2 separate regions of the Mus musculus genome follow, and region 2 is linked to region 1. The links are chromatin loops, found by intact Hi-C in ENCODE. Cell type or tissue: left cerebral cortex. All regions are shown on one strand. Each heading gives the region's core, and the rest is flanking DNA. Links, peaks and the distances in the headings are about the cores only.

Region 1 (10,582 bases), core at 2,828-7,827:
TTAGAGAACCTACATTTTATTCCCAGCAGCCTCAGTAGACAACTTACAACTGTCTGTAATTCACAGGATCTGAGGCCTCTGTTCTCTACCAACCCTTGTATTTATGTGCACATACCCACATGCAGCCACGTACCTACAGGTAAACTAAAATAATAAAAGCCAGGTGTGGTGGCATATGCCTTTATTCTCAGGACTTGAGAGGCAGAGAATACATCCCTGTGAGTTTGAGGCTGGCCTGATCAATATAATGACATCCTACCTCAAATTAAACAAACAAACAAAGAAACAATAAAGAAAAACATAGAAGTTTGCCAGGCATGGTGGTCCACACCTTAAATCCCAGCACTTGGGAGGTTCAGGCAGATCTTTTGAGTCTGACACTGCTAGTTTAATCAAGGCTGCGTAGTGAGATCCTGTCTCAAAAAGAAAAAAAAAAGAGAGAGAACTCTGGTTTACTCTGTTTTTTTTTTTTGTTTGTTTTTGTTTGTTTGTTTTTTTTTTTTAAAGGCCTCTTTTGCTAGGAGCACATCACAAGCAAGATGAACTGGGGCTGAGACAATGGGGTTACTTGAGGCAAGTCTGAGGGCAAGCCTGCATTTCACAGTGGAACCCTGGCTCATCTCTCTCCCCTTGTCTTTCTCTTCTTTTTCCTTTTTCTTTTTTCTTTGTCTCTCTCTTCTTTTTTTTACTTTCTTCTTAATTATATCTCTGAGAATTTTGTTTTCCGTTTATTTTACGCTCTCTCCATTCCTTATCACTTAGATGTGATTGTGTATGAACTATGTTGGCGTCATGTAAGGTTCTCCACTTGCGAAGCTTTAGTCGTGCTGTGATGGGCTGTGCCAGTGTAGCTGAGAAAACGTCATGGGCTGTATCTGTGAATTCACAAAGATGGTATTGTTAAAGGACTCCTTTTGTTGATTTTAGCTTTGAGACAGTGTCTCACGGTCTAGCCTGGGTTGTCTTAAAGCTCGTTTTGTAGCTAAGGCTGACTTCAGATATTTCCTCTTCCTGTACCCTCCTGGTACTGGGCTTTTCCCATACTACCTGGTAGAACATTTAAAATAATTTTTTAAATTGCATTTTTATTGTATGGGTATTTTGCCTTGTAGATCTGTGCAGTCCTTTTATACCTGGTACCTAAGGAGATCACAAGAAGGTATGGAGCCGAGGTGCTGAAGTTACAGACAGTTGTGAGCTGTAAGGTCGGCTCTTTGGACTTGAACCCGAGTCGTTTGGAAGAACATCTACTGCTCTTAACTTCTGAGCCATCTTTCCAGTCCCCTTAAACTATATTTTAAAACATTTAGGGGCTGGAAAGGTGACTCAGTGGTTAAGAGCACTGACTGCTCTTCCAGAGGTCCTGAGTTCAATTCCCAGCAACCATATGGTAGCTCACAACCATCTGTAATGGGATCCTATGCCCTCTTCTGGTGTCTCTGAAGACAGCTACAGTGTACTCATGTCCGTTAAAAAACAGTTTAGTTAGTGTGTGTGTGGAGGTGCTGTGATGCCCATTTGGAAGTCAGGACGATTTGTGGTGTACATTTGGGTTTGGGGATCAGGTTCACATCATCAGGCTTGGCAGCAAGCGCCTTTCCTAGCTGAGACATCTCATCTGCCCCAATAAAAAACGTAAGGTATTTGATTCTGTAGATGACTATGTGTCTGTGTTGGGTAAGTACATGAGTGTGAGCGGAGTCCAGAAGAAAGTATCTGATACCATGAAGTTAGAGTTACTGGTGGCTGTAAGCTGCCAGATGTGGCTGCTAGGAACCAAATTTTACTCTTCTCAAAAATAGATAAGTGCTCTTAACCACTAAGCCATCTCTTTAGAACCAGTTTTAAAAAATAAATTTTACCTAGCTTTTCATTTTGAAATACACAAGACATAAAAGATTAACATGCCACCCATATGTAGCAGCTAGCATTTGTTCTTTGTTTTGTTGTGTTGTGTTGTGTTTTTTAAAAGAGATTTACTTCTGTCAGGAAATTCAATCCCTAAATGTTTCAGCTTGTAGGCCCCTAAAACATTTTCCTTATTGGCCTCAGTTCCATTATCACACTTGAGAAAACTCAATTCAGATTTTATCAAGTTCATACTGAAATATTTCCAGTTATCTTTAAAATGACTTTTTACTGGATTTTGGGTTTGAGTGAGGATACAGTTGAAGTTTGTGTTTTCTCTTTGATCTAAAACACTGTGCCCCAGTTTCCATTGCTCTCCCTAGGATAAGACTTCCAAAGACTCAGAGCCTCTCATACCACATCGCCTTTTCGCCTCTTGTGTGCATGCCCTTGGACTTAGTCCCTTTGCTCTTCTCCTCAGCTGGAAGCAGCTCATAGGCTGCTACTGCTACGTTAATGACTTAGGCAAGGATAGGTTAAGATTTTCCAGGGTTCCTCTATGTACACCTGGCTATCCTGGAACTCACCATGTAGACCAGATTGTCCTGGGACTCAGAGAGAGAGACCCACCTGTCTTTGCTTCTTAGTTGTGAGATTAAAGATCATAGGCCACTGTGTTTGGCTATGGTCCTTTTTTTAAAAAAATATTTTCTTTCTTTGTTTCTTTTTTTTTTTTATATCTTCTGTATAAGGTTGCTCTGTTTTCACACACACCAGAATAGGGACTCAAATCCCATTACAGATGGTTGTGAACCACCATGTGATTGCTAGAAGTTGAACTTGGGACCTCAGAAACAGCAGCCAGTGCTTATAACCACTGAGCTATCTCTCTAGGCCCCCACAATCCATCTTTTTAAGACCATGCACTTGAATCAGTGTTTCTGACTCAGTTTGTGGGGTGTTTCCTTGTGTTCATTCCTAGCTTTTAGAGAAGCTGATGCAGGCCTTAAACTTTGATGTCATGGTTTGTGTTCTCTGTCTTCTTACAGTGAAACAGTTTGACTCCTAATATAATACTTGTGTTTTATTATGAATCTAAATGCTGCAATACCAATATTCTAATGACAAACACACTGTGTAAAATTAAAAGTTCATTTGCATTTTGTTTATTATTAGAATGTAGCCTGTCCACTAAAGATGTACATTCAAAGAACATGTATTTAAAAGTTAGTGTGCTTAAAGTAAGGCCAGGCATGACAACATGCACTTTTTTTTACTTACTCACTTTACATCCTACTCACTGCTCGCCCACTACTCCCACAGTCCTTTCCCTCCCCCTCTCGCCGTCTGGCACACCCTTTTGGTTCCAGGATTCAGGAGGCAGAGGCAGAATGATCTTTGTGAGTTCCAGGCCAGCCAGTCCTACGTGGTGTGACCATGTCTCAGAAAAAAACAAAATGGAATTCAGGTCTTCTCTGCATGGTTATTAGTGCAACAGAAATAGGCTCATTAGTTTTTATTTGTATTTGTATCCAGTTTTATGATTTTTTTTTTTTTTTTTTTGGTTTTTCGAGACAGGGTTTCTCTGTATAGCTCTGGCTTACCTGAAACTCACTTTGTAGACCAGGCTGGCCTCAAACTCAGAAATCCGCCTGCCTCTGCCTTCTGAGTGCTAGGATTAAAGGCGTGAGCCAGCACACCCGGCCTTTGTATCTAGTTTTATAAATGTAAGCTTTTATTATTGAATTCGCCTTTTTTTTTTTTTTACCAAACTCAAAACTTAAAAACTATGTAAGTGAAACATTACAGTTCACAAAGAAGTCTGCATAGTTCCTATGTTTGTCCCACTCCATTGGCAAGTGCCTTCTGTGGGGAGTAATTTCCACCAGGTTATAGCTCGGTTTCTTTCTGAAAGGCAAGCATATGTGTCACTACGTTTACAGTGCTGCTTTTCCTGCACGATCGTGTTCTCTGTTCTGTAAGGCTTTTTCTGAGCTCTGTGTATTCAGTGATCACCTTGATACCTACTTTGCTTTGGGGCTCATTTGCTAACTTGTTTAAACTATTTTCATGCTTTGGCTCTCACCTAATTGTCCATGTGCCTAAGTAAATTCACTGACACTCAAGGATTTGAACACTGACATCCTTGTTCTACCCTGTCAGATCTTTTTGGGTATGTTATTTCTATTTAATGGGAGCATACACACTATTTTTTAAATCCTAGTCTTAAAAAGAACCGGTGAGCACTATTGTAGGTATTCAAATAGCTTGAATAACTGACAATAACCAATCATATTTTAAAAGTAACTTTGATATAGCTGAAGTATGATTTTTGGAGGTCATAAAAAGTTGGAGTAACCACATAGTATTTTTTTCCAGTCTTTCATTTTATTTTGTTTTTGGTTTTTCGGGACAGGGTTTCTCTGTATAGCCCTGGCTGTCCTGGACCTCACTCTGTAGTCCAGGCTGGCCTCGAACTCAGAAATCCGCCTGCCTCTGACTCCCAAGTGCTGGGATTAAAGGCGTGCGCCACCACGCCCAGCTCAGTCTGGTTTTCATGTAGCCTGGGGCTAACCTTGAATTTGCTGTAGAGGCTGGCCTTGAACTCCTGGTCACACTGTCTCTACAACACAAATGCCAGGACCGAAGATATGCACCACCACGCCTACCTTAGAACAACCTTCTTAATCCTCTACACCCATGCAAAATATGATCTCGGGATTTAGTTATGAAGTTTCTCCCACTCTCAACAGCTTGAAGTTGGACTTCAAGGAAGTTTCTATATGAGAATTTTATTTTTAAAGTAAGTATGATGAAAATCCTTACCACCCAAGATGCTTTTCTTTCCCCATCCATGAAAACTGGCTTATTTTCCATTTCTTGTCAGCATGCAAGTAGAAGAAACAGAACATCCAACCAGGTTTATTTTTAACATTTTATTTTGAAATTTACAGAAAAGCTACAGTAACCCTCACATGTGTGCCCCCTGCTTTCTCCTTTACCTTGTCTAATAGTTACTTAGGCCATGTAATAAATAGCCTGATGTTCAGTGGCCTGAAGAATCCACCCACACCCAGGCTGCTCTCAGATTTGTCCTTGAATTCCTGATTCTCCTTCATGCCAGGATCTAGGCATCCACTTCTATGCTGGGTTCACTGATTGTTGGTGATAGAATCCGCAGCCCTATGCTTACAGGAAAAGCACTCCAAAAGAACCAGCTACAGCCCCATCCCAGTAATGTGGCTAAGCTGGGTATTCATAGCTGAAGGTCTCATAAAGTTTGCAGTCAGCTCAAGGCTTGACCAGGCATAGAGGATCTCGTTCCAAGATAATCCACAAAGCTTTGAAGGAGATTTCAGCTCAACGGCAGCACCTCTCCATAGTTCCTCTGGTATTATGGCATAACAATCGGCAACCCCTGACTGGAGTAAATGAAGAGCCTAGCAAAAACATACAGTACCTTTTATGACCTCTCCTCTAAAGTCAGTGCTGTCATTTCTGCTTTGCCCTGTTAAAACAAGGTCATCCATCACTAACCAGGCCACAAGCCAGGAGAGGGAGGGAGCCCCTTCCACTTCTCCCAGGGAGGAATATCACTGAGTTTGGGAACATTTATCTTACTTAGAGCCACCACATCCAGGATCGCTGTTGCCACAGTTTGGTTTGTTTCCAGTTCCCCTTTATCGAACAGTTTGATGGGGGAAAGCATGTGTTGTGCTCGTTCATACCTAGCACTGAAGGTATATTTAAAGGAAAGTTTTCCAACAGTTACCAAAATGAAGACTTTGCTAGACATGGTGGCACATGACTTTGATCACAATATGGGAGGTAGTCAGGGAGATCTCTCAGTTTGAGGCCAGCCTGGTCTACATAATGTGCTGCCTCAAAGTAAATGTCAGTACTGTTAATATCACATTTCATATTCCACCTGTCTGCTCTTTCTACCAGTCTTCTAGTCAAACCAATTTTTAAAAGCCTATAAAGTATGGCATCTAGTTTACACTGGGAGAGAATGTACTGGTACGTGGGGGTATGTAAGCCAGCATGACCTAGCTGGGCATCAGATCAACAGCTAAAACTCCTCTACCTGCTACTGACCATTCCTGGAAAACTTTCCCGTTGTCCCCTTCAATTCTGTTTTGGTGGGGATGCATTTGATGCGGATGCTATTAGCCTGGGACGCCTGAGCATCTGAGAAACTATTTGTCAGATTTGAGTAGGTAAAAACTTTTCGGAACTTGAGTTCATCTGTGAAGGAAAAACTGTTAAAATAGCCATCGCTCAGCGCCTTAGAGGGCAAAAGCTAGGCAGCCAAAGCACCTGGCTCCACCCGCTCCCGCGGCACCTCCCAGTCCTCCGCTATTGCAGGGTTGGAGGGGCGTGCCCGCACTGCGGGGGCGTGGCTGCGTCACGGGGGCGTGGCGAGCGACTCAGCCGATCGCACGATGTGACGCGCCGCCCGAGGCAGGCCGGGCCCTCAAGATGGCGGCGTGCGCCCTGAGCGGCTCGGCCCGGCAGTAGTGGCGGGACCGCACTCGCCGCTGGGGCCGCCCGCCCCCTGAGTGGCTGCTGCAGCGCCGGGAGTCGAGGATGGTAAAATGACCCAGGGGAAGAAAAAGAAACGGGCCGCGAACCGCAGTATCATGCTGGCCAAAAAGATCATCATTAAGGACGGAGGCACGGTGAGTGCTGCTGGTTCCGCGCCGCAGGACGGCCCGGGTGCGGGCCCGGCTCGCTCTTCCCCCCGCTTCCGCCTTCGCTGGGCCGAGAGCGCCCTGCCCTTCCGTGCCGCCGGCGCTGCCGCGGTCTCGGCCTGCGGCCTCCGCGGCCTGGCTCCCCTGGACGCTGCTGGTACCTCCGGCGGGGCACTGCGTCTCGGAGCCTGCGGCCTCGGCCCACGTGCGCCCGGCCTCGGGGAGGAGGCGGCGGCCCCTCCGCAGCCTCGCCAGGCCCAGCGCGGCGCGCGGGGAGGCTGGGCAGCCTTGCGCTCCGTATGCTGTGGCGGGTGGCCGCCGCCGCGGCCCGCTGGGCCAGGGTACGTGCGTTGTCCCATCGCGGTCGCCGGGAGCCGGAGCAGCGGCTTGGAGCTGTTCGGCTACCTTGTCGGGGAGTGGGCTCGTCCCCTCTCCCGGCGTCGGAAGCCTGACCTTCCCTGGGGCCCTCTCCGTTAGAGAAATCTTCACCTTGTGCCTCAAAATAAGTCTTTAGAATTGGTCATGGCGTGAGGATCGGAGACAGATTCTGGCAGGCGGACTGAGGCTAAAAATGTGCCTTTTAGACAGTCGTTACTCGCAGAAAACTTTATGCACTGTGCAGTGTGCTACCAGACGTCGATATAGGATTTGTCATTGGAAAACAAACGTACACTTTTGTTGTGCTGTGTGTTTGTAGCGTTACACTCTGATCTTTGCTGACTCCTTTGGTATCGCGTTCCGAAATAGAATGGAAAAGTAAGATGTGTCTCTGTGGTGAAGTTGCAGACATTGTTTCTTTCCATTTGTTTGTAGTTTAATGGAGCCTTGATCAATGCTAGCAAAGCACTAAATATGTAAGTAGGCCACCGCGGAGGATTTGCTGAAATCAGTTTGAAATAAATGACAACTTTCTTTTGACATTTGAGAACATGGCCTAGTCCAACTGCCATCATTTAGAAAGCTTGGGACATATGGAACGATTTCGGAATATGTTCAGTTAACTGTCAGATTTATTAGTTGTCATAGCTTTGACTTTTAGTGAAAAAAGAGGGTTCAGAGCTTTCCAGATTTTCTTACTGTACCTGATCAAAGTATTACTTTGATGAATTCTCATTAGCTGTCTTGACCAAGTTAGTAGGAGCTATACTGGGAGGAAAGAATATCGTTGTCAGGTTTAGAGAGAGAAACTTATAACGAAGCATATTTTCAAAAACCAGGTGCTATTTAAGACCAATCTTTGCAAAAGACAAGAAGCAAGATAATTAAGGAGCAGACCTTTTTTTTTTTTTTTTTTTTTTTTTTTGGTTTTTCGAGACAGGGTTTCTCTGTATAGCCCTGGCTGTCCTGGAACTCACTTTGTAGACCAGGCTGGCCTCGAACTCAGAAATACGCCTGCCTCTGACTCCCGAGTGCTGGGATTAACGGCGTGCGTCACCATACCCGGCAGGAGCAGACCTTTTATAATGTTTGGATTTTTGTCTGGTTTGCTCTGTAAAATATTTTTTTGATGAGATAGTAGGGATCAAACTTAGAGCTCATGTCAGCCTCCAGAAGAGTCATTCCAAATTCTGACTTTGAGAAGAGATACATGTTTTTGTTGTTGTTGGGATTTTGCTTTGTGTCTGAGGACAGATCTCAGGTCGTTCAGAAAGACTTCAGACTTAGGACCCTCCTACTTGTGCTTCCCAAGTGCTGGGATTATAGGTGTGTGTGCTGCCATGCCTGGCGAGAAGAGGTTCTGTTTGTTTAAGTCTTTTTGCTATTTATAAAGATATAGCAAATTTCTAGCTTGCTTTAGTACACAAAATACTTTTTACTAGTAAAAATGTCTTGGTGGCACACTAAATCAATGAAAACTTTCCTTGAAAGTCAGGTCTTAAGAACATCGTCCTTTCCCATCTTACTCTGCCTCACTTTCCTTTTCATTCTGCCTTTTTTTTTTTTTAAGATTATTTATGAGCCAGGTGGTCATTCCAGCACTCGGGAGGCAGAGGCAGGTGGAGCTCTGTGAGTTCAAGGCCAGCCTGGTCTACCGAGTAAACTCCGTTCAGCCAAGACTCCACAAAGAAACCCTGTCTCAAAAACAAAACAAAGATGTACACACACACATGTGGAGAGCTGTGAGCAATCGCACACACAAGTGTTTTTGCCTAAATGTATGTATGCGTTCAGCATGATTGCCTGGTGTCTGAGGAGGTCAGAAGAGGGAATTCCGTCCTCTGGGTTTGAGCTGCCGTGTGAGAGCTGAGAAACAGTACTCTGCAAGAGCCACAAGTGCAGCTCAGCCAGAATGGCTAAGCCACTCCTCCAGTTTCCATTCTTTTGTTTTGTTTTGTTTTTTTTTCAGGACAGGGTTTCTCTGTGTAGCCCTGGCTGTCCTGGAACTCACTCTGTAGACCAGGCTGGCTTCGAACTCAGAGATCTGCCTCCCAAGTGCCGGGATTAAAGGCGTGCGCCACCATGCTTTTAATAGTACCGGCAGTTTCCATTCTTAAGCACACCGGTACTATCTCTTGTCATCATTGAATCCCACTGGGCCTCTAGTATATGGGTGGGTAGATGGATGGATAGCTTGTGTGTGTGTGTGTGTGTGTGTGTGTGTGAGAGAGAGAGAGAGAGAGAGAGAGAGAGAGTGTTTGGTTTAAGGTGACACTGCTTTTCTGCCTGTCTACGTATATAAATTAGACTACTCTTGTGAACATTGCTTTGATTTCACATGTATGGATGTTTTGCCTGCATATATGTCTCACCATGTGAGTGCTGAAGAGAAGAGGGCATCAGATCCCCTGGAACTGGAGTTATGGTTGGTTGTTAGCTGCCATATGGGTCCCAGAAATCAAACTAGGGTCCTGTGAAAGAGCTGGTGGCAGGTGAGCTTTACTCCTGGGCATTTCTCCAGTCTTCACCACTCCAACCCACCCCCTTTGTTAAGGGAAAAATTGACTGGTTTCCTCTTGTGTGTTGTGTTGTAGATCGTTGTGGAGATATTGTTACTGACGTTACAATTCGAGCCTTTAAAGACGACATACCGTTGGATCCTGTGGCAGTCTTTGAACAGTATTTGATACAGTTGATCAATGAGTGATCTGAGTCTCTTTATTGTTTTTTAGGGTTAATGTTCCTAGTTTGTTCAACCAATTTGAATCTTGTTGAAACCGATACTTGCTGGTGATTTGGCAGAATTAGAGTAGGTTCAGTTGTCAGCTGAGAGTGAATGAAGCTTCTGAATGGGTGTGCGTGCCGTGCCGTGCCTCGCACGTGCTAGGCAAGTGCTCTGTCTGCCGTGAACTCGCACCCTCAGCGTATGCTACTAATTTATTTATTTTCCCTTGAAGTTGTATTCAGTCTGCACTGAGGCCTGGATAAGGCGAATTTGTTGCAGCTTTAAGTAGTGTAGAACAAAGGTAAATCAGATTAACTTGTGTGATGGTAGGCATGAGGAGTTTTGTTGAGGTTGCTGGAAATACAAGCCCGGGTTTTCACAAATGCTAAGCAAGCACTTTATGGGTGAGCCACAGTACTCAGTGTGTATTAGGAGTTTTTAGCCAGATAAGTTCACTCTAAAGTTGTTTGCAAAATTTTTTTGTTATATTTTTCTGGCAGATTTTATTCTCCCCTTGAATTTTAAAAGTACTTACCTAAGCTTATTAAGCTAAGGGGAGATATATTTAATATTTACACTATGTGTACACACACACACACACACACACATATATGAAATATTTATACAATGTAACAAGTAAAATAAATCACTATTTTGTTCATGTGGCTTACATTAAGACTATGAAGTTATTTTTATTTAGACATACAACTTTACCTTTCTAAAACTATTCATGGCCTTGTATCCATTACACACAGTGCTGCATTACATAAGGGCATTTTTTCATTCAGCGGGTGATGTGCTTTGACAGTAGCTCCCAGTATGCCCCACCTTCCCTTTTTTGTCATCTTGCAAGGCTTCTTTGGTCCACTAGACAACTTGATTCTACTTTCATGTCATAACTACACCCATGATTTTGTGTATTTGTAAAATTAAGGAG
Region 2 (10,582 bases), core at 2,260-7,259, 150 kb before region 1:
GATTTATTTATTTATTTATTATGTTTAAGTACACTGTAGCTGTCTTCAGATGCACTAGAAGAGGGCATCAGATCTCATTACAGATGGTTGTGAGCCACCATGTGGTTGCTGGGATTTGAACTTCTGACCTTCGGAAGAGCAGTCGGGTGCTCTTACCCACTGAGCCATCTCACCAGCCCCTGAGATGTTTTTAAGAATAAAATATACATCAAAGGGCTGCAAAAATGGGCCAGCAGTAACAGTGCTTTCTGTACAAGATAAAGACTTGAGTTCAGATCCCCAGCACCCTCATTAAAAGATGGGTGAAGTTAGCCAATAAGGTCAGCTTGCAATCCCAAGGCTGGAGAGGGGAGGTAGACACAGAAGGCTTCCTTGGACCCACTGGCTGCCAGCCTAGCTCCAGTTTCTGCAAGAGACACTGCCTCAGGGGAATAAGTTAGATAGAAAAGAACACCAAACATCCTCTGGACTGCATGTGCACATGCGTTTATACACATACACCACAGAAATACACAATCCACACACACACTTAAAGAATAGCATATTTGCTTATACCTGAGAAGTGTAAATATTTTTATAATTTTGCCATCCTGACAATACCGTCCCAAAGGCTCTTGCAGAAATAGATAAAGTTGAACAGACAGTTTGGGCAGAACATAGCATACGGTAAAGGAGCTAGGAGACAACCAGACCTACCCACGGGAGAAGGAGGGCAGGGCAGATAGACTTCCTGAAGGGGCAATCATGAGTTGTGTGTCACAGAAAAACCAGACTGTCCTGAGAAGCAAGAAAGTAAACTCACTCTTGACATGGCTACCTATAAAGTCAGAGCATCCTATCTCGATGAAGTCTTTATTGGTAGCAGGTCACAGGATCCTGCCCGTGCCTCAGATAAAGGGTTTACTGAACCAGAATCACCAGGAATGCAGTTGTAATCACACTTGTCCCCTCGTTCACTAGGGAAACTTAAACAGGTTACTTGACCTTGGGGACTTTGTGTCTTTATCTCTCACTCAAGAGTGACAACATTGCGTGTTTGGAGCATTTAGTCCATTCATATAATGGACTCAAAAGAGTATCTGGCACCTCCTTCCTGCTCATTAAATAGTGGCTGTCATTAAGTAGTTAGAGGACATATATCATTTTTCAAAACACTTTGTGTGTTTTAGTTTTGCAAACCTTAGAAGATCACTAATAGTTTAGGAGCCAGAATGCAAAGAGGTCACGTGACTTTCTCAATGTCTGAGGGCGCTGTGTTTTCCTAACTTTGCTTTGCAGAGAGAAAGTCCCTAAACACTATCCCAGCTCCTCTTTGCACCAACCTCCTCTGGTTGGTTCATTTTTGGTAATAATGTTGGTGGTGGAGCCTGGCTCACCTCTGGCCAGTCCTTTGGGAGTCAGCATGCGGCAAGCATGACTCTACCAGCTGAGCTGTGCCTGGTCAGTCAGCTGGCAACAGTTTAGCGTTAGTTTCAGGAAGCTCTTTTTTTGATTAACAGATCTGAAGCTTCCCCCGAACAGGACATGGATAAATGCATGTGGGTTTAGTGTCCGTGTTTCTTTGTAAACGGCATTCCCTAGGGTTTAGTGTCTGTGTTCCTTTTTAGACGACATTCCCTAGTGGTCTTCCATTCTACTGTTGCAAATATCTTTTTGGTAAGAACATTTAAAACACAATGCAAGCTGGAGCAGACTACTACTTGTGTGAGGAAGTCCATTCTCTCTTTCTTCAATAAAACCCAGACTTTGGTTAGTCCCCTGGCTGCCGTGCACGCCTATCGCAGAGATTCTAGCCAGCTATAAATGGAGATGCCGTGCCTTTTAAAAGAGAATATCTTGAAAAGGAAGTTTATTCTTTTTTCTTCACCCTGCTGCATGAACTTGGCTATGATAGCTCTGCCCCATCAGACTTTCGAGCAATTAAGAAGAGTTTGGCCCAGGAGGAAATCAGGAAGTCTGCATTCTGTGTGTCAGAGGGATGTTCCACTAGCCTTGATCTCTTTACCCAGGCTGTTATGCCAGACGGGAATGAACCGATGTCTGATTTAACCTGCTGCTCTTTTGCCTTTACTGCAACATATCCGACATAACCATGACAAATATAGACGACCAGGTTCAGCACCCTCCCCTTCCTGGTCCCTTCTTCTAAACCAAAATGGCAGCTGGAAGCCCTGCATTGTGGGAAATGTGGAGTCCACAATTTCAACAGAAAGTTGAAAACTGTCGGAAAGGGTTAAAATGCTTGGTTTTAAATTGAGGAACACTTAGAAGATCTTTCATAGGGGAGAAATAAAAAAACCACACCAGTAAATCCTGGTGTTTGCAAGTATCCCATAGACTCTTCAGCTGATTGGTTGTATCAGTGCCTGCGAATTTTTAAGATGATTTTTCTTTCTTAGGCTTTTTTTTAATGTGTGTGCTTGTCTCCATGTATACGCGTGCATCGTGGCACATGCTTGATGCCCACTGAGGGCAGAAGAGGGTGTCAGATCCCTTGGGACTGGAGTTACAGACAGTTGTGGGTGCTGGGAATGAAACCCAAATTCTCTGCAAGAACAGCCAGTGCTATTAACCACTGAGCCATTCCCCAGGCCATATATATATATATATGGGGTTTTTTTGTTTTTTTTTTTTTCTGGTTTTTCAAGACAGGGTTTCTCTGTATAGCCCTGCTGTCCTGGAACTCACTTTGTAGATTGTTGTGTCTGGCCAGCAGATAACAGCCTGGGTTCTAGCCTGGAAAGGCATTTTGTAAACCTGGAAGAGAAGAGGGGCTAGGCGACGAGAAAAAATGATGCAGCTAAGACAGGCATTCTGATCAAAGCTCAATTTTACTATATCAGCATGCAGTTATGAAGGGGAGGAGGTGGGGGGGGGGGATTCCCGCCAAATAGTCCCTGGGACCAATAGCAAGGAGGCAGGTTCCAGCAGTGGGCATGGCAGAACGATTGAGCCGGCAAGCTCCATCCAGGTGTAAACAGTGGAACCCTAAGGCTGGGGGAGGGGAGGCTACTACAGTAGATCAGGCTGGCCTCGAACTCAGAAATCCGCCTGCCTCTGCCTCCCAAGTGCTAGGAGTAAAAAGTATGCCACCACTGCCCGGCTATATATTTTTAAGGACATATTTATCACTGACTAATCTTTATTTTGTTCTTAGGCTCTGTTTTTCCCAATTTCCATGATTTAGAACCAAACACTGAGAATAAATTTTCCCTAGTACCTCCTCTTCCCAGAGTAAGAAATTTTCTGTAACCTTTTACATCTGTCATGCCCCAGGGCCTTTTCCTTCAGTTTGTTTGACAGCATCATTGACCTAACAGTAACCCCACCTATTGCCTGACAAATCCCTTATTTGGAACACCACCACCCCCATTCCTGAGTATAAAAACCAGTATCGTTCCCACATCCACGGCTGATCTCATGAACACTGGGTCAGGGGAAGGCACAAAAAGAAAGCTTGCTTTAATTAAACTGTCCATGATTTGGGTAGGCATTTTTCTCCTCTCATCTGCGGGACTAACAGAAACTGAGATTGTCTATTAGAAGGTCCTTAAGGATTCTCTCCTGGGAGCTACAGGATGAAACTGTTGTGTATATATAAATCCTGCATGCACAGGACGCCACAAATGTGACAAACATCCATCAGCATGCATGTGGCGCTGTGGAACGCCATCTTTGGCACTCCAAGAACTTCACAGATAGCACATCCTTGTCGAGTCTCATTTTAGAGTCACGTCATGTGACTTGTAGAAGCACTCTACGAGGAGTCTCTTACCAAAGCAGATGTCCGTGACTTACTATTCTCCTTATTTCACAAAATGAAACCTCCAAAGTTGAGTAGAATTAACAACACGTGAAAAATTTAAGCACTTTCAGAAGGATAAATCACCGCTATCTACTTGAGACATTAGACATACCATGTGAGTTGTGCTGGAGGCAGGACAATGGGAAAGGCTAGTTTTGCAGCCCTGGAGAACAGCTATCCACTGGGGAGCAGCAAAATGAGCTGGCCAGAGGATAGTGTGATGAATCTGTACCAGATAAAGTGTCAGAGCGTGCACCCATGCTCCACATTTCAGATGGAGAAGTTATGGATCAGAACGCTTTGGGTAATCTACATTTAAAAAAGAAAATCAGAGAAACCCAACATACAGCGATAGAGTGTGGTATCTGAGTCACCGGCTCCCATTCTTCAACCCTCCCCAAACGAAGACCTGCTGGGTTCATTAGTCTAGCAGGCAGCCTTCAACTGGGGGATTTCATGGTCAAGCAGGAGTTTGTAGCCAGTTCACAGAGGGCGCACTCTGGCCTCCACACTTCCTAGGAACACAGCAGAAGAGACGCCTAAGGGAACATCAGACCTGAAGGAGAAATCTTGAGATGACTGTCACAGAAAAACCAGAACGTCTTTATAAGCTAGAATGCACACTCATTCTTCCATTTTACCAAGTCCTTATTGATATCAAGCCACGGAAAATAATGCCAACCTTAGATGAAGGGTTTAGTGAACCAAAATCATCGGGAATGTACTTGAAATCACATACACTCCGTTGTTCATGAAGCGGCTTTAAGCATGTTACTTAACCTTTGAGGGAGTCTGTTTCCTTGTCTTTAAATCAACGGTAACCAAATAATAATAATAAAAATAAATAAAAAATAAAAATGCATGTTTGCTGTGACAAAACCCTGAACCAAAAGCAAGTTGGGGAAAGAAAGTGTTTGGCTTACACTTCCTGGTCACAGTGCTCTATTGGAGGAAGTTAAAGCAGGAACTCAACGAGAAAGACCCAGAGGCAGGACCTCAAGCAGAGACCATAGAGAAGTGCAGCTTGCTGGCTTGCTCCTCCCGGGCTGGGCCGCCTGTTTACCTATGGAACTAAGGCCCATCTGCCCAGGGGTGGCCATGCCTATTTTCCTCCCATATAGCAACCATAAAACAAGAAAATGCTCCCATGCACAAGCCCACAGGCCAATCTGATGGAGGCAGTTCCTTAGCTGAGGTCCCCTCTTCCCAGCGACCAGTGTGTCACAAGGTTAATGAAGCCAAGCAGGGAATTTTAAGAAACTTGGTTTTCCCAACTTTGCATTTTCTTCCCAGAAAGAACGTCCCTAACTAAACATTATCCCAGCTCTTCTTCGCTCTTGAACTCACTTTTCCTAGAGAGGCAGAGCGATCGCACATCAGGGCAATGACAGTTCCCAAAGCCCAGACCCCCTCAAACCCACAAGCCGTGCCCACCTCTCGCGAGATCAGTGGTCTGTGCTAGCGGGGGCGATGGCTCCCGGAAGTGGGCGGGGAGGCAGGGCCACGCCCCCCAGGCTAGTCCGGGGCCCAGCGGAGTCGGCACGTCCTCCGGCCGCGGGGGGCGGAGTCTCGGCGGCCCTGGCCTGTCACTGTCCCCTGGCCCGGGTCCCGGCGCCCCTCCCCGTGCCCTTCACGGCCGCCCTGCCCTCCCCGGGCCGCCGCTGCGTCCGGCGTTCCCGCTGTACCCGGCTCCGGCTCCCGCTCCCGACGCCGCACGTCTATCCCGCTCGTAAGTGCCTGGAATGCGTCCGTCTCCGGACGCGCATTCCTTCTATCTATAGCCGCTCTGTACATCGCATGCCACCGCCGCCGCAGCTATTCCCGGGACAGCAACTGCTAACCTCTCCAATCACCTCCCTATTGGTGGCTTCAGACCCGAATTTGGGAACTGGGCGCTCTTCCACCTGTTCAGCAGCCTGATCTGCTGGAGGCTACAGTGCCATTTGGAGTTTTCAGGGCCCCCTGGCTCAGGAACGGAATTTATGCCACTGAACTCCAGGGTTTTCGCGGATGCATTGCTTTTCTCTGAGAATGCTTTAGGGGTTTTGTTGGTCTGCTCTGTTTTGAACTGAGTGTAAGACTCTACATCTTTGCTTCAGGCTTTCTTATTCTGCTCCAAGAGAGAAGAAACTTCTCCCTTGTTGGGCTTTACTGACAAGATTTTGCTCTTTCTCATTGCTCTTCTTGGCTTTAAACCTATCTAGGACATGTAAGTGCCGCTGTCAACTCCAGAGAGTTTTAGGTCATATTTTCTTTTCTTTTCTTTCTTTCTTTCTTTTTTTTTTTCTTCTTCTTCTCCTTTTTTTTTTTTTTTTAAATAATTCCACTTTGTTTTATAGGGGTAACTCATTCCACTTTGGAGTCCTTTTAGTTCTACGGAAAGAGTTCGAATCCTCCAGAAGCCAAAATGGAACACAGTAAGCAGATTCGAATTTTACTACTGAACGAGATGGAGAAGCTAGAGAAGACCCTCTTCAGACTTGAACAAGGTCCGTTGCAAGTTGTTTGATTAGCTCTTTTTATGTCTTTTAATGCATTGGCGTTCTATTAGATTTTTTTTTAACTTAAAATTAGGGACTGGGTGTTGGCAGGTAGAATGCATGCTTAGCATAAATGAGGCTGTAGATTCAGTCCTCTGCATGAACAGACACACACACACACACACACACACACACACTCGCGCACTCAAATAACTTTAAGTTAGCTGAAATTTCATAGATCTTGATTTGTGCCAAAATGGTAGGTACATTGGTGGTGAGGAATGAATGTTGATTAAGAATAGACCTGTCACGTTAGCACAAAGATAGCTCAGCTCATCTTGCTGCAGACGACCACCGGAGGCAGACACTACAGGTTATAGGAAGTCCCTCGTGGGTAGAACTTGTGCCTAGCCTGGGTTCAGTCCCTACCTTAGGGAGAAAAAGAAGTGGTAGAGAGTGCGTGTGCAGTTAAAAGATTGAGCATGTTATTAGTAATAGCATTTATTGTTATAACTCGTGAAATCATATATAATGTAGCTTTGCATATATCTGTAGGGTGGCTTTTCAGAGCAAACTCTTTTCCTCTATTGAGCTTCAGCGCTGGGAGAGTAGAGTACAGCAAAAGGCGTAGTGAGCTTGCTAACCCTATCAGGAGCCTCTCAAGCAAGTAGAAGATGAAGCCAAATAAAAAGTGGAAAAACCTCTTCGGTGATGTTGAAACATGTTGGAGCCATCACTTAAAGAACTACATTGAGCTAGGGATATAGCTAAGTGGTATAGGACTTGCCTAATACAAGCAAAGTCTTGGGTTCAAGCCCCAGCATGACAGAAAAATGTAACTAAAGGTAAGATCAAAGATCAATTTGCAGGACTATCAGACACGCTAACTGACGCTTTACATTCAATACTGAAAACAGTCCACTGATAATTTATAAATATAACTTGTAAAATACAAGGAGGAAGTTTTTTTATGCATCAAGACAAAAATCAGTCTCCTGGATGAATTCAGTGAACATTGATAAACATCTTGAAGAATTTTTTTTCTTTAATACTTTTTAAAAGTGAGATTTTTGGAAAGCCATCTACTGTGTGGCCTTGATGCTGAACGGCCCTTGTCTTCCAGGTTTGCTCGGGGTTTTGGGTCACTGAGCTCTGGCTCCAGCTTGGCTCTCCTGACTCTGCCCTTCCCTGGGGTTGGTTTGTCCTTCTCTTCTGTCTTCAGTATTCCTCTCACTCTGGCATCTCTCCTCAGGCTCTCTGTCTTCCTCATTTCAGGTCATTGCCAGCGTGTGCCTGGTTCCCTTCTTGCTCTGTTCATCTACCATAGAAACCATGCATTCCCATGGCTGGGCTCTAGCCTCAATGCTGAGGACTCTGAAATAATGGCCTCAAGTGTCACTTTTTTCTTGGAAGCTTTTAAGTCAAGTATAATGACAAGGATTGGGAGGCAGACTTTTTATTTGTTTGTTTGTTTATTCAGTTGTTAACAGACTAATGTTGAGTAAATTGCATTAATTATTATTATTACTATTATTATTAAACATTAATTTTCCTTGTAAAGATCTGTTGCTCTCCTGTGGAGTTTAAAGGCTGTAATTTAGTGATATATAGTTTTATAGCAGTAGAGCCTAAGTAACAACAATGTGTTGGTCTTTCTGCTCCTCAGTCCACTCCCTGGAGCTTAGCTTTGTTCTGACACTATTCTGTGGAATAGTTATGGGGTGGCTATGTTAGGCTAGGCTTTCATCCCCCTTTACCAAACCTTAGTTATGCCTCTGTCTTCATATGTTTGCAGACAAGAATCTTAAGCATTCTTGGTGATGTCACCTCTTTAGCTGTCATCTCTCTTTAAATTCTATAATTTCTTTCTGATCCATCTCTCTCTCCCTGTTCGTCTCTTCCATCTCACCAAATGAGAGTCCAAATCATCTTCTTGTTCAGTCTCTTCCCTTTGATTTATGGGACGTCGCCTGAGTTCCGTCCGAGACATTCTGAATGGGACTGCACTTTTTCTTGCCGAGACGGAATCTGTCTGTTCCTGCCTTTAGTGTCTGAATCTTTATAGCTCTGCATCCTGTCCTGCTCACTCCGTCTCTAGTGCCTTTTCTTGGGCTGTGCTTACATCTCACTCCTGTCAGATCCCTCTGTGCCTGTGGTACCTTTAACTTTCATTCTGTGTATTCAGCATCCAGTTAAAGTGCCTTTGTGAAGGCTCCCGGTCGTTTTTTCACTGTCTCTTTGATTTGGTCTCCAGTTTCACAGTGGCCACAGAGCAATTAAGTGCTGAACAGTGGAGCAGCCTCTAATGCTTGTTAGAGTGCAGTGAGGTTTGTGAGCACAAAGCCATCTGACAGACTTAGGGCTCTGTGCAACACTTAATAAACAGCCACTGACTAATTCTTTTTTAAAATTATTTATTTATTTTATGTATATGAGTGCACGATAGCTGTCTTCAGACACACCAGAAGAAGGCATCAGATCCCATTACAGATGGTTGTGAGCCACCATGTAGTCCATGGTCCATGAACTCAGGACCTCTGGAAGTGCAGTCAGTGTTCTTAACTGCTGAGTCATTGAGTCATCTCTCCAGTCCCCTGACTAATTCCTTTTTTTTTTTTTTTTTTTTTTTTTTTTGGTTTTTCGAGACAGGATTTCTCTGTGTGGCCCTGGCTGTCCTGGAACTCACTTTGTAGACCAGGCTGGCCTCGAACTCAGAAATCCGCCTGCGTCTGCCTCCCGAGTGCTGGGATTAAAGGTGTGCGCCACCACGCCTGGCTTTTTTTTTTTTTTTTTTCTCTTTTTGGTTCCCCTGACTAATTCTTAAACCCCAACAAAAAACGAGTCCAAACTGGAAACTCACTTAAGTTGCTTGAAGACGAAAGAGTTGATTAAGAGTAATTAATATCACTTGGACAGTGGTAGCACACATCTTCAAATCCAGCACTCAGGACACTGAGGCAGACAGATCTTTGACTTCAAAGCCAGCCTAGTCGACAAAACATATTCCAGGACAGGCTACACAGAGAAACTCTATCTTGAAAAAGAAACAAAAACCCAAACAAAACAAAACTCCAAAGAATAATGTGGTTCAGTCTGTACCACTAAGTAAATCGAGTAAATCCATCTGTTTCTTTGTAATAATGTGTGATCATATTACTTTAGAGCAGTGGTTCTCAGCCTTCCTAATGCTGTGACCCTATAATACAGTGCCTCATGCTGTGATGTCCCCTAACCATGAAATTATTTTGTTGATACTTCTTAACTGTAATTTTGCTACTGGTATGTTTGAATCATAATATAATATGATATTATATTATGGATATCTTGATAAGTGACCCCAAAAGAGTTTGGGACACAGAGGTTGAGAACTGCTCTTTTAGAAGGTAATTTATGATGTGAAAGAAATATTTAATAGAGGGGACATTGGGACAAGAAATAATTGAGAAGACCCTTTAAAAAAAAATCCTGTCTGTTCTCTCTACTTGCCTTTAATCCCAGCACTCGGTGGCAGAGGCAGGTGTACCCTGTGAGTTCTGAACCAGCCTGGTGGTCTATATAGAGTTCCAGGACAGCCAGAGCTACACAGTGAAACCCTGCCCCCTCCACCTTAAAAATTGTGACGAGGCTGGGCAGATAGCTCAATGGATAAAATACCTGCTGGACAATCACTCACATAAAAGCTGGGTGTACCTGTAATCCTAGCACTGGGGGTACTTGGACAGGTAGATCTAGGGGGCTTGCTGGACAGCCAGTCTGACCAATCAGTGAGGTCCATATTCAATGAGAGACCCATCTCAAAAAAAAAAAAAAAAGGATGAGTGGAGAGAGGTCTCAGCAGATGAGAGCACTTGCTGCTCTTGCACCCACATGGCTGCTCACAACCCCCTGTAACTCTAGTTCCAGGGTCTCTGACACCCTCTTCTAGCTTTTATGGGTGCCACACGCATGCATGGGACACATACATACATGTGGAAACTCAACTCATACATACACATAAAATAAAAATAAGTAAATCTTGAATTTTTTTCTTTTTACTCTTAAACAAGGCGAAGAAGAATAGCAGAAGAGAACTAACATCAACCTCTGGCTTCTGCAAGCACTCACAGCTGCACACACCTGCACATACATTACACACAGGAAAATACAGAAAACAGCAGTCCAAACAGTCATACCAGGCTAAAGTTAAGAACTTAACGTTATCAGAGTTGAAAAGGGAGACAATAAGGAAACGTTAAACTCATAAGACTTGGTGACAGTTAAATGTGAAGAAAAAACACTGATTTGGGGGTTTTTATAT

The links. A loop is a pair of places that touch in the nucleus more often than their neighbours do. Peaks named below come from ENCODE experiments on the same cell type or tissue, not always from the same donor. Only the 100,000 strongest peaks of a DNase experiment are listed, where the experiment ranks them.
Region 2: it touches region 1 in a loop (2.1-fold over the local background); 1 of 42 quality-filtered maps calls a loop at or near these places.

What each region holds. Positions count from the first base shown.
Region 1 is chr3:116,658,343-116,668,924 of GRCm38, reverse strand. It overlaps Mfsd14a (major facilitator superfamily domain containing 14A), which reads left to right and starts at 6,248. Exons shown (of 12, transcript NM_008246.2): 1 at 6,248-6,530. The coding sequence starts at 6,447. Gm51275 (predicted gene, 51275) reads left to right here and starts at 1,308; the gene lies at 1,308-1,368. In left cerebral cortex, for the core only: a CTCF peak has its summit at 6,384; DNase peaks (open chromatin) are centred at 4,564, 4,888, 6,255 and 6,797; H3K4me3 peaks cover 2,041 bases; H3K27ac peaks cover 1,508 bases.
Region 2 is chr3:116,802,980-116,813,561 of GRCm38, reverse strand. Agl (amylo-1,6-glucosidase, 4-alpha-glucanotransferase) reads left to right here and starts at 5,396. Exons shown (of 34, transcript NM_001081326.1): 1 at 5,396-5,534; 2 at 6,145-6,294. The coding sequence starts at 6,213. In left cerebral cortex, for the core only: a CTCF peak has its summit at 5,343; DNase peaks (open chromatin) are centred at 4,831 and 5,311; H3K4me3 peaks cover 1,601 bases; H3K27ac peaks cover 1,337 bases.